Linked DNA regions of Homo sapiens: regions 2 and 3 are each linked to region 1. The links are chromatin contacts, found by Hi-C or POLR2A ChIA-PET in ENCODE. All regions are on one chromosome and are shown on one strand. The core of a region is the stretch at or near the end of the contact, and the rest is flanking DNA. Distances in the headings are between cores, read along the strand shown. Region 1 holds the start of SSX2IP (SSX family member 2 interacting protein). Region 2 holds the start of DNAI3 (dynein axonemal intermediate chain 3). Region 3 holds the start of SYDE2 (synapse defective Rho GTPase homolog 2).

Region 1 (3,256 bases), core at 103-2,602:
GATCTGATGGATCAAGTTTTGCCGACTGGATCCAAATTCATAAATCTACCTCTAACTTCTAAATTTCAAAATAGCTTGACGTGAACTTTAAAGGCATTTCTTTCCTCTCCAAATTTCTAATTCTTTACAAATTTTATTCACTCTCCTAAATGAGTCAACTCATACCAACCTTTCTAGTTCAGGATCAAACTGTAGGATCACCAGAATTTTCTTCTACCCCACAGTAAGCCAAACCCCCATGAACCATGAAAAGGTCCATGACATCCATCACCCACAGCTAACTCTACACCTTGACTCTAATCTGAATTGTTAGAAAGCCCAGGAAGTTCAAGAAGCCTCCACCCTTACACTTCTAAATCACCTTCTTTTCTAATCCTCAACCTATTACAGCGTCCAGAAAAGAGAAATCTCAATTCTCTCAGATTCAAGAACTTTATCAGCGTTGCTAGTAATCGCAGTTTGGCATTTACAACTATGGGTCCTGAAACTGGGTAATAATCTAAAAATTCCTACATTATACGTGCAGACAGCAAATTAGTATATTCTATGTCCTGGGCCCAAGCGATATGCCTAACTGGGCAATCAGCATAGGCTCAAAAAATGTGCAGGGAGCTCACAATTCAGTTTACTGTCGTTGACTATAAAATTCTAAACCAAAGTATTTTCATGATAAAATTATAAACCAAAGTATTTTCACACATGCCTGCCTCTTGGATGATGTAAATTCTTCCCCTAGACTTTTTACTAGACCACTATCGGGGTTCTCTTCCACTGCAGCGGCCACCCAATAACTCGTTTTAAAGACTGCCTCTTGCGGCTGCACTAGCAAATCGCCAAACCCCGCATGCCCCACGGCCGCTGCTGAGACTCTGCAGCCCCAAATCGGCCATCCCCTCCTCCCCCACGTCCCCGCGCTGCTCGTCCCCCAACGCCGGGCGCCAACCTTGCTCCATCCCAGAGAGGGTTTGGGGCTCCCCGGGTCAGAGCGCTCCGCAGGCGCAGCTCCGCGAACGCCAGCGAGAGCGGTCCCGGGGCCAGCACCTACCTCCCACCTCCTCCTCCAGGAGCGGCCCGGGTCGACGCTCGCCCGCACCCTGCAACGGCCCCAACAGCCGCGCGGAGCCTCCCGCCGAACAACGGGGCGCTGAGCCAGGTGCCGGCTCTCACCTCCGCGCGCGCCCGCCCCTTGCCGGCGCCCACCCCCGCCCGCCCCTCCCTGGCGGGGCGCGTCACAATCCCCGACGCGAGGCGCTGCTGCTCACCGTCACGGCCCCCGGGAGCGGCGGGGAGTCACCGCTCGGCGTCCTAGCCCGGCTCCCGCAGCCCGAGGGCCAGCAGCGCCTCGCAGCGCCTCCCGCCCGCGGCCCCTCCTCCGCTGCGGGCTCCCGCCTTCCCCGCCCCTTGCAGCCGCCTCCCGGCCTCCGCAGGTTTCCGAGGTTCCCACCCCGCCCCCGCGCGCCGGCGCCGCAGGCCCCGCCGCCTCCCATTGGCTCCGCCAGTTGCTAGGCGATGAACAACCGTGGCCTGCATTGGTCGGGTGGGGGCCTCGGTAGTCTCCTCCTTACCTCCAAAAAAACCCGGAGAAAAAGAAGACCTTATCCCTGCGGTCCGCGCGCGCTGCGGGCGCAGCTGCGGCTGCGGCACCTGTTACGCCCAGTGATTCACCCGGCCGTTTTCTGCTCCCCGCCCCCTTCTGACGCCTGCAGCGTCCGGGGCCGGGGCTCTGTGGGGGCCGGGACTCTGCAGGGACCGGGGTCGTGGCTACTTTAGAGCACGTTTTCCGAGCCCCACTGAACCCCAACACCCAGCCTAGCAGCAAAAGTGAAGCTTCCAGGAGAGCCACGTGCGTTTGCCAAAGTGGAGAAATAAACTGCGGGCACCTAGAATTAGGTCAGGTCCAAGGAACGGGAGGTTCAAGCGTCGGGAGTCGTGGATGCAAACAATCCAGCCGGGAGAAAGTTATATGTAAAATTAGGGCGAAGAAATGGATCTGGGCAGAAGACCGCGGGCAAAGGAAAGACTAAGAAATAGCATTCGTGAACTCAGTTTATGCAAAAATGTCTTACACCCACTCGACAAAGTATGTGCGATGAAAATGTATGCCTGCTGCACCCGTGGCCAGGGTCAGGCTGTCTCCTCCCTGGTTTCATGGCAGCCTAAAATTCACTGGGGAAGAAAAGAAAAGAGGCCAGAGAAAGGAGATCAGATGGAGAAATCACAGGCATATAGGTTACACAAAGATGTTCTTTGATTTTTGTTTTGTTTAGTTTTGGTGAAGCCAAGGGATTTATTCAAAAGGCGAAAAACAGGTTTGGTGTTTTAAGGAGACTCCTGAGAGCACTTTGAAACCAAAACAGTATGAGTGAAGATGCTAACACTGAAAAACAAGAGCGGGAGGAATGTCCACCTCCCAGTTTGCATGCACGTATCCCCAATCCTGGATGAAAGATCAGGGCCAGAAGAAGCACGCCACGGTGACAACTTCAGGGCCCAACGAAATCCTCCTCTTTTCCTTTGGCCAAGCAATCAGAGGCCCGTCTAGCTGCTGTTGAGCCCAGGTGGCGTTACCATTAACAGTTACATTTTTAAAAGGTTTGAACCAAGCTTAGTTGAGCTCTGGGAAGTTTAGCTCTGACCTCAGCAACCCCGGGAAAGGAATAAGATCTGCCTGAATAAACCAGCGGTCTCAATCTTTTGGTCTCAAGACCGCTTTCCACTTGTAAAATTATTGAGAGCCCCAAGAACTTTTCTTTATGTTGGTTACAGCTATTAATATTAAAACAGAAATTTAAAAATTGCTATTTTTTAAAATAATAATGAATAAAAATAAAAATGTCAAATAGCGCATTTTAATTAAAAATAACTATTTTCAAAAAATTAGTTAAAAGAATGGTGTTACTTTAAAATTTTGCCCATATCTTTAATGTCTTGCTTAATAGAAGGCATTTGGATTTTCATATCTGTTTGTGCATTCGATCTGTTGTGCTATTTCAGGTAGCGTCTGGAAAACTCTACTGTGCACTCATAATGAGAGGGAAAAAGGCAAATAATATCTTAGTATTATAACAAAAATAGTTTTGACTTTGCAGACTCCCTGGAAGGGTCTTGGAAACTTGCCGCCCCAAGGTTCAGCAGATCTTTGAAAACCACTGGTCTAAACCTCTTTGTACTCTGTCCCTCTTTGTTAACCAATAACTGGTTAAGGGGCTAAAAATATGACCTAATTCTGCTCAGTCCATAATGGGGAGTGGGGGAT
Region 2 (3,585 bases), core at 295-2,794, 370 kb after region 1:
TAGAAATGGAAGTCCAGTGTGTTTAGTGGTGATGGCTGAAGCTAAGGGGAATATATGATGCCGACGCCACCAGGAGAGTGCGAAGAGTGACAAAAGAAGACTCAAGACTGAGCCCAGGGGAAAACGAATCTTCCACTTCCTGGGAGTGGACAAGCTGGAAAAAAGTTGTCAGAATGTTTAGATAATACCTCTTTTTTAGTTTTTTTCCTTCATAATTTGTATTGTAAAATTCATTTGAATTTTGTGAACACAAATTCTTCAGAAATTTGAAAGAATCTATATAATCTTTCTGCACATAACGTAAAAATCTTCATTCAGGATCCTTAAAGTCTCATATGTTATAAATGATTAGCCTCTTCTCAATTAAAGATTTTATTTAAATTGGGTGTAAAAATTAATTTAGACCAATTACAGAAGTCAATTACATTGCTTTATTAAATTCTGCCAGTTTACAAATTAGGAAGTTATTATTATTATTATTTTTTAAGACGGACCCTCGCTCTGTCGCCCAGGCTGGAGTGCAGTGGTGCGATCTTGGCTCCCAGGTTCAAGCGATTCTCCTGCCTCAGCCTTCTGAGTCGCTGGGACTTACAGGTGCACGCCACCACGCCTGGCTAATTTTTTTGTATTTTTAGTAGAGACGGGGTTTCACCGTGTTAGCCAGGATAGTCTCGATCTCCTGACCTCGTGATCTGCCTTCCTCAGCCTCCCAAAGTGCTGGGATTACAGGCATGAGCCACCGCAGCAGCCCCCTGAACTCTCATATGTTATAAATGATCAGCCTTTTCTCAATTAAAGATTTTATTTAAATTAGGTGTGAAAATTTATTTACACCAATTACAGCAGTCAATTACATTACTTTATTAAATTCTGCCACTTTACAAATTAGACAGTTATAATTATTTTTTAAGGGAAAGGAGGAGAACAGTGTTCAGAGAGTTGAGCGTCACTGTATGAATCCCACCGGACTCCTAATCACAGATAAAATGAACCTTGGGTTACTCACGGATTCAAGTTTCTTCCCCGGAGACTCATATTTACAGCTTGAGTCAAATTCTAAACAAAAGTTATTCTGGCAAGAAGGAAATGTAACCCATTAGGGTTCTGGGGCGCCCACGACAACCAGTGGGGCGCAGCTTCCTCTCCACTCCCTAGGAGGGCCCAGCTCGCTGCAGGGGGTGGGCAGGAAAGCTGCCCGAAAGGATTCTGAGCGGGCAGCCTCCTTAACATTTTCTCTCCTGGTTCCTAGGGTCCACACCCCAGAAAGATTCTTCTCTGGCTGAGATTGCGGTGGGTGTGAGGCATGGACCGAGCCTGTTAGACCTGGGGTCAGGCCGGGCCACTGTCATTAATATACTTAAGACACAAAACTCTTTCCTTGGTAGTGGAAAGCTGCTGGCCTCACCCGGTTCGCGTTGAGTGACGTCACATAGTGGCAACCAATCACAAGTCTGCTTTGAAAGATACTGTTAGGGAGCGGACACTGTATTGGTAGAGATGCTCTGTCAGTCTCGCAGAGGACTCGCCTCTTTTCTCTTAGCGACAGATGCGTCCTGGCAACAGTCGGCAGAGTTGCTGCGGTTTGTGCCCTTGCGATTTCTTTTTCTGAGAGAGGAGAGTCAAACTCCCACCTCCAGCTCTCGAAGGAGCTTTTCCTGAGGGCACTGCAAAGAGGCTCCTTTTCTTTCAGATCAGCAGTATCAGGTAAGAGAAGCTCTGAATGGGAAAGGCGGCTTGGAAAACAAGTATTTTACTCACTCTTTCAAGGGTATTTGAACACTCGCTGTGTCAGCAATGTGCTAGGCTAGTGGCAGTGAAGACTACAAAAAACACAAGTCTTTCCCTGCTTTCAAAGAGCTTCCAGCCTCGTGAGGGAAACAAAAATAGCAACGAGAGAGCAGTTAACGACACTCTAAGAACTTTAAGGGCATGTACTGTCTTGTTCCCATGTTATATATACCCAGTGACTATCATATTGCCTAGTACATAGTAGGAACTCAATAAACCATGAATGAGTCAGTTAATGAATGAATGAATGAATGAATGAATGAATGAATGCCAAAACAGCATGATTCTGATTATCCGTCTAGGGGCGGGGGTCAAACAATAAAAGATTAATGTGGGCTGAAATAGATTACTTCAGGACTGTTTAGAAAGGGCTAGAGTAGATAAACAGTGAGGAAGATGAACAGGGAACACAAACTCTTTGAAAGTAAGGACATTGTCTTATTCCCCTAGTGACTAGTTTACCCAGTACCTAATTGCTGCGCAATACTTTCTCCTTCTTCTTGTGTATGGTGAATGCTAAATGAATTCACAGCAATCTTTTAGGAAGCTCAGAGTTTGAAGCCCTCTGCCTTTGCAGAGGCCTGACATAAGTAATTACACATAGTATGACTGGAAAGTGTCAGGGAGAACAAGATTGTTTCAGCCTGAGTGAGGAAGTCAGGGAGGCTTTCGGCTTTGGGGGAAAAGTTCATAATTGCCTTGAATGATGAGAAAGATTGAAGCAAGCAGAGAGATGCCTGCATGGTGTGGACCAGGAGCAGCAGGAGGGGTGGGAGGGAAGGGGATTCTCCAGAGAGGGAGGTGGGAAAGTCCTCGACTGTTTGGGAATGAATGGAAACCGTGTGAGGCTGGAATAGAACTGGAAAGGTTGACGCAGTGAGGCACACTGTGAAAGTACTGAAGGCCATACTTATGTGAGTTCAGACTCTATTTTGTTTTGCAAAATCTGGTGTATAGACCACCAGTGCAAGACTGTCTCACAATGCTTTTAAAAATGCGGAGTCCCAGGCTCAACCCAGACCAGCAAAATCAAAGGAGGTCCAGGAAATTTGCATTTCAAATGAGCTCCATTTCTACAATCTGGAAGAGAATGCTACTGTGAATGATAGGGACCCATAAAAAGTCATTATACAGGGAAGAGACTTGATAAGAGATGCATTTTTGGAGAGCTCTGAGGTTGGCCTCTTGAGTAGTTGTTCTGGTTAGAACAGAGGCAGAGAGGCCAGTTAAGTGTCCATGATCTAGGGCAGAGGATTCAGGGAGGAGAATCTGTGGATTTTTTTAATTACATATTTATTTTCACTAACCACCAATTGAAATGTATTCAATTGGTAACAAACCACAGTAGTACTCACAGGCCTGTGACTTTGTTAGTAACTCTTTTCATATTACATTAAAGAGATTGTAAATATATTATTTATACTCATCATTACCTCACAATTAAGGTAGTTATTAGAACCACAGCTAGATTTTGTTATTTAACGTGTTAATAAAGTACAAATTATTTTATCATAATTTAAAAAATATTTTAATAACTATATTTCCATATAATCTGTCTTCTTTGTAATCCCATGTTTTTATTTGATGCATGGGCTTCACCAGGCTGCCAAAGGTTCATGGCACAAAACAGGGTTGGAGCTCCAGTTTTGGAGGACATGTTAAAGACCTGAACCAGAGGAGGCTGTGGGAGAGAAGGGCTTGGAATTCAGAAGATATTTGGAAGGGAGAAGTAATAGGATAGCATCTACTCAAATAAGTGAATATCCAATCTTGGAAAGAAGTGGAAATAGGTATGGA
Region 3 (3,433 bases), core at 718-3,217, 510 kb after region 1:
ATCATTTGATTTGTCTTCATTGTTTGATAAGAAGTTTTGTGAACTTTGTTTCTCCCCACTGTTGTGTGTTTATTGGTTAAACAAAGTTAATGTGTATAAATCCAGTCCTGTAGGATTTATAATTACTACCAGAGAAACCGCCAAGTACTGTGAATACCTTTTACATTTCAGGATTTAATGTTTTCCAAATTATTCCTGACTTATAAGTCTTTATGATCACTAAAAATTTTTATATGTAAGAGTATTCAAAAGACCATGTTGTTTTGGCTCACTTTGAAGATATTATACTCCTTTCAGGAAAGATATTTTGATATTTACAACATAATTGACTGGTTTCTAGAATTGATAACCTAAACCTTCAGTGATAGTTAAAAATCATGCACATACAAAATAGGGAGCTTAATCCTATTATAAGGATCAATATACTTTTTAAAAAACTAATTTACTTCTCTTATAAATAGGATTTAAGTTTGCAAATGACTGCTTTAAAAACAAAACTACCTGAGGAACATTTTTCTTTTGATTAAAATGTTAGTGTCCTTGATTTTTCACAATAAAAAGATTACTTTGTTGAGGTTTCTTTGTCGGGGGGAGGCAGGTGGAGAGATGGTGTATGTGAAATACTACCTGACTAAAAAATTCTACTTATGGTAGGGTTTTTTTTGTTTGATTTGTTTGGGTTTTTGGTTGTGTGTATGTATGCATGTGTGTGCGTGCCTGGGAGAGGCAAAAAAAAAAAGTTGTAATGAGTAAAATGACAGTTTATGAAGCCTATAAAATCTACCTTGAATCAAATTCAAATTTACAAACTCCACAAAAGTCTACGGATTTGCCTAGAGCTACAAAGAATAAAAATCAAGACAGTGCCGCCCATCTGTAAACCTACTAAAAGTGTGTTATACTTAACCTTTACTCCTTTAGGTAATACTTAGGGAATAGACACACTGGTTTTTCGAGAAGAAATCACAACCTCAATTCTTCATGCCATTGTCTGATTAAAAAGAAAAAAAAAAGCAAAACGAGTAAATGCATTACATTAAGTAACCCCGAAATTACTTTAAGCTGCCACTTACATGACACTTACTTTCGCCCGGTAACGTACCTGTCGCAAAAACATAACTTTTTCTTGGCTCTTAAGACAGAAGCCCAGTCGGTAAACAGTAAGGCTCGCGGTGCTAGCATTTTCATCGCAAAGTATCCTACCTGTCAGCGTAATTCTTTGGTCTGGAGGCACCGACAGGACACGGTTTTCACGCACTTTCAAAGCGCCCACATTTGGGGAGGCTGCCTGCGTTCCTGTGACTTTGGGAGCCGTCCCACGGGCACGACCCTTCATTCCCAGGGACAGCAGACGCCCTTTGTACATCCACTTCTGCAGCTTCTTGACTGTCACTGCCGGCGGCCTGAGGAAGGAGGGGCCTTCCTGGCGGTCTCCTTTGCCACTGCGTATCACAGAGGACCCCGCTGGATCCCTGAAAGGGCTTCCCGAGGAGCAGCCGTGGTCCTTGCAGCCTGGAGGCTGGAGGCCGGTGGGTGCAGCCGCCCGGGCGCGGTCCCCACTCCAGCCGTCCATCCTGCCTCCACGTGGCGGGGGCTCGTCCCAGTCCCGGTGCGCGCCGCACCTGATCCAGCTGTCGCTCGGCCACCGCTGGAAGGGAGGCGGCTTGGCACCCACCCGGAGGCTCTCGAGGCTTCTGCTGCAGGACGGCCGCATCCGAGGAGTCCGCAGCTGGCCTCCCCGCGGCTCCCTCTGAGGCGACCGGGGCGGGGACACCTGCTGCCGAGGGCGTCCGCCGCCTCCCCGCTCCCCGTCCCGGGGGCAGGCTCGGCGGTACGCGGCGCCGCGGGAAGGCGGCTGGCCCGGAGCCCGGGCTCCCGCGGGGAAGCTGTGATCCGCCAAGCCCCTGCCGCCCCGCCGCGCGCCCGAGTCAGGGGGCAGGTCGTGCATGGCCTGGATCAGCAGATAATAGGCCTCTCGCAACTGGGTCCGCAGCCTGCCTGTCTCCAGGCGGCCGCCCTCCGCCCCCAGGGAGGAGCCCGCCGCTGGGGGAGGCGGGGGACGCCGTTCCGCCTCCGCCCCCTCAGGCTCGGGCGCAGACTGCGAGCCGCCGGGCAGGTTTTCGTAGTAGTCGGCGTCGTAGTCGTCTTCGTCCTTGTCGTCTTCCTCCTCCTCTCCGCTGTCCTCGGAGCCCTCCGGGGAGTGCGGAGGGGCGTGAGCGAGCCCATGGCTCTGGGGGGCGGCCTCCTGCCCGCCGCGCGGCCGAGGCCCGAGCGCCCCCAACTGCTCCGGGTGCCCTCCGGGGACCCGCGCCCCGGGACCCCACGCCTCAGGTGACGGCGAGGGCTGCTGTAGGCTCCGCCCGTGTCCCCCGGCGTGCTCACGTGGGAGGGTGTCTGCGGCACCCCAGGCGTCTCCCGCGGCTGCCGAAGAGGCCGCCACCGCAGCTGCGGCTGCCGCCCGGAGCCCTAGCCCCCCGGTGCCGCGGGGACCCCGCCTTCCCCGGAGCCTGGACAGCGTCCTCCTCAGAGGGTCCGCCATCCCCTCTGCCTTAGCCGCGAGGCTCACCCCCGCCAGGGGGAGAGGTCGGAGCCCCGCTGGGGAGAAAACCGCGCTCGCGGAGGCGGAGGCGGAGGCGGCGGCGGCTCCCCATGACCGGCGCTGGCCCTCGCCGGCTCCTCACATACTTGGCATAACTCTGCCGCGGGAAGGCGTGGGGGAGGGCGGTGGCGCCGCAACGCGCATGCCCCGGAGCCCCGGGCCGCGACGGGGCGCGCGGGCCGGGGGCGGCAGAGGTGGGTTCTCGGGGTGGGCGAGTGGTGCAGGTGGAGGCGGAGGGCGCGGGCCGGTAGGTTGAGTAGTAGGTCGGCTGAAGCTGACCGACGGAAGCAGGGGTGGGCGCACAGAGCGCGAAGGGTGCGGGGAGAGTTGAGGCAGGGGAAAGAAGAACGAGCAGGAACGTGAGTTTGGGCTGGTGGCTGCAAAGTTTTGGTTAGGGAGCCCGAGAAAGGGAAAGTGCCCTCCTGGCTGTCACCCCAGCACCTTCACCGCCACCGCTGCACGAGGTGTGTCTTAGGCACAGCAAGTCCTAGCTTGAGAGAAAACAAAGATTGTTTTGACGGACAAAGTACGAGTGCAGGTGTATCTCGGTGCATGTGTTCTAGAAATGTATCAATCATTTTAATCGCCCAGAGAGCTAGCTAGCTAAAAGAAATTTGCAGCGATTCCTTTTCTATAAGAGTTCTTTTATCAAAAACAAAACAAAACCCACCCACCGATGTCTCTTTTAAGTCTGTTTTTCCTTCTTTATTTCAGTTAATGCATGCTAACAAAATTATTACATCAGCCAAAACTTGTAAAATGGAGCCACAAATATTATGTCCCTCATCACCCTACCTACAAGATTATCATACAGGTTTGCAGCTTTCTAATATA

What was found. Hi-C counts contacts between places; a loop is a spot of excess contacts on that map. ChIA-PET counts read pairs that join two places held with the same protein, here RNA polymerase II (POLR2A). Pooled maps may share reads with other maps.
Region 2: a loop to region 1 is called in a map of naive thymus-derived CD4-positive, alpha-beta T cell, with 4 times the contacts of the local background. The contact joins the promoter of DNAI3 here to the promoter of SSX2IP in region 1. A Hi-C loop is called at or near these places in 1 of 168 maps with a recorded cell type or tissue (naive thymus-derived CD4-positive, alpha-beta T cell) and 8 of 50 pooled maps. POLR2A ChIA-PET finds 5 or more read pairs at or near these places in 1 of 52 experiments (Panc1).
Region 3: a loop to region 1 is called in a map of CD8-positive, alpha-beta T cell, with 5 times the contacts of the local background. The contact joins the promoter of SYDE2 here to the promoter of SSX2IP in region 1. A Hi-C loop is called at or near these places in 3 of 168 maps with a recorded cell type or tissue (CD4-positive, alpha-beta memory T cell, CD8-positive, alpha-beta T cell and naive thymus-derived CD4-positive, alpha-beta T cell), 2 of 37 single-sample maps with no recorded cell type and 15 of 50 pooled maps. POLR2A ChIA-PET finds 5 or more read pairs at or near these places in 2 of 52 experiments (Caco-2 and H1).

Annotation. Positions count from the first base shown.
Region 1 is chr1:84,689,109-84,692,364 of GRCh38, forward strand. SSX2IP (SSX family member 2 interacting protein) reads right to left here and starts at 1,353. Exons shown (of 14, transcript NM_001166293.2): 1 at 1,263-1,353. RefSeq lists a silencer at 805-1,564.
Region 2 is chr1:85,060,783-85,064,367 of GRCh38, forward strand. DNAI3 (dynein axonemal intermediate chain 3) reads left to right here and starts at 1,545. Exons shown (of 23, transcript NM_145172.5): 1 at 1,545-1,704. RefSeq lists an enhancer at 1,180-1,680.
Region 3 is chr1:85,199,049-85,202,481 of GRCh38, forward strand. SYDE2 (synapse defective Rho GTPase homolog 2) reads right to left here and starts at 1,968. Exons shown (of 7, transcript NM_032184.2): 1 at 1,204-1,968. The coding sequence starts at 1,948. It overlaps LOC124904207 (a long non-coding RNA gene), which reads right to left and starts at 1,194. Exons shown (of 2, transcript XR_007066199.1): 1 at 1,103-1,194; 2 at 1-991. RefSeq lists an enhancer at 1,083-1,694 and a silencer at 1,707-2,856.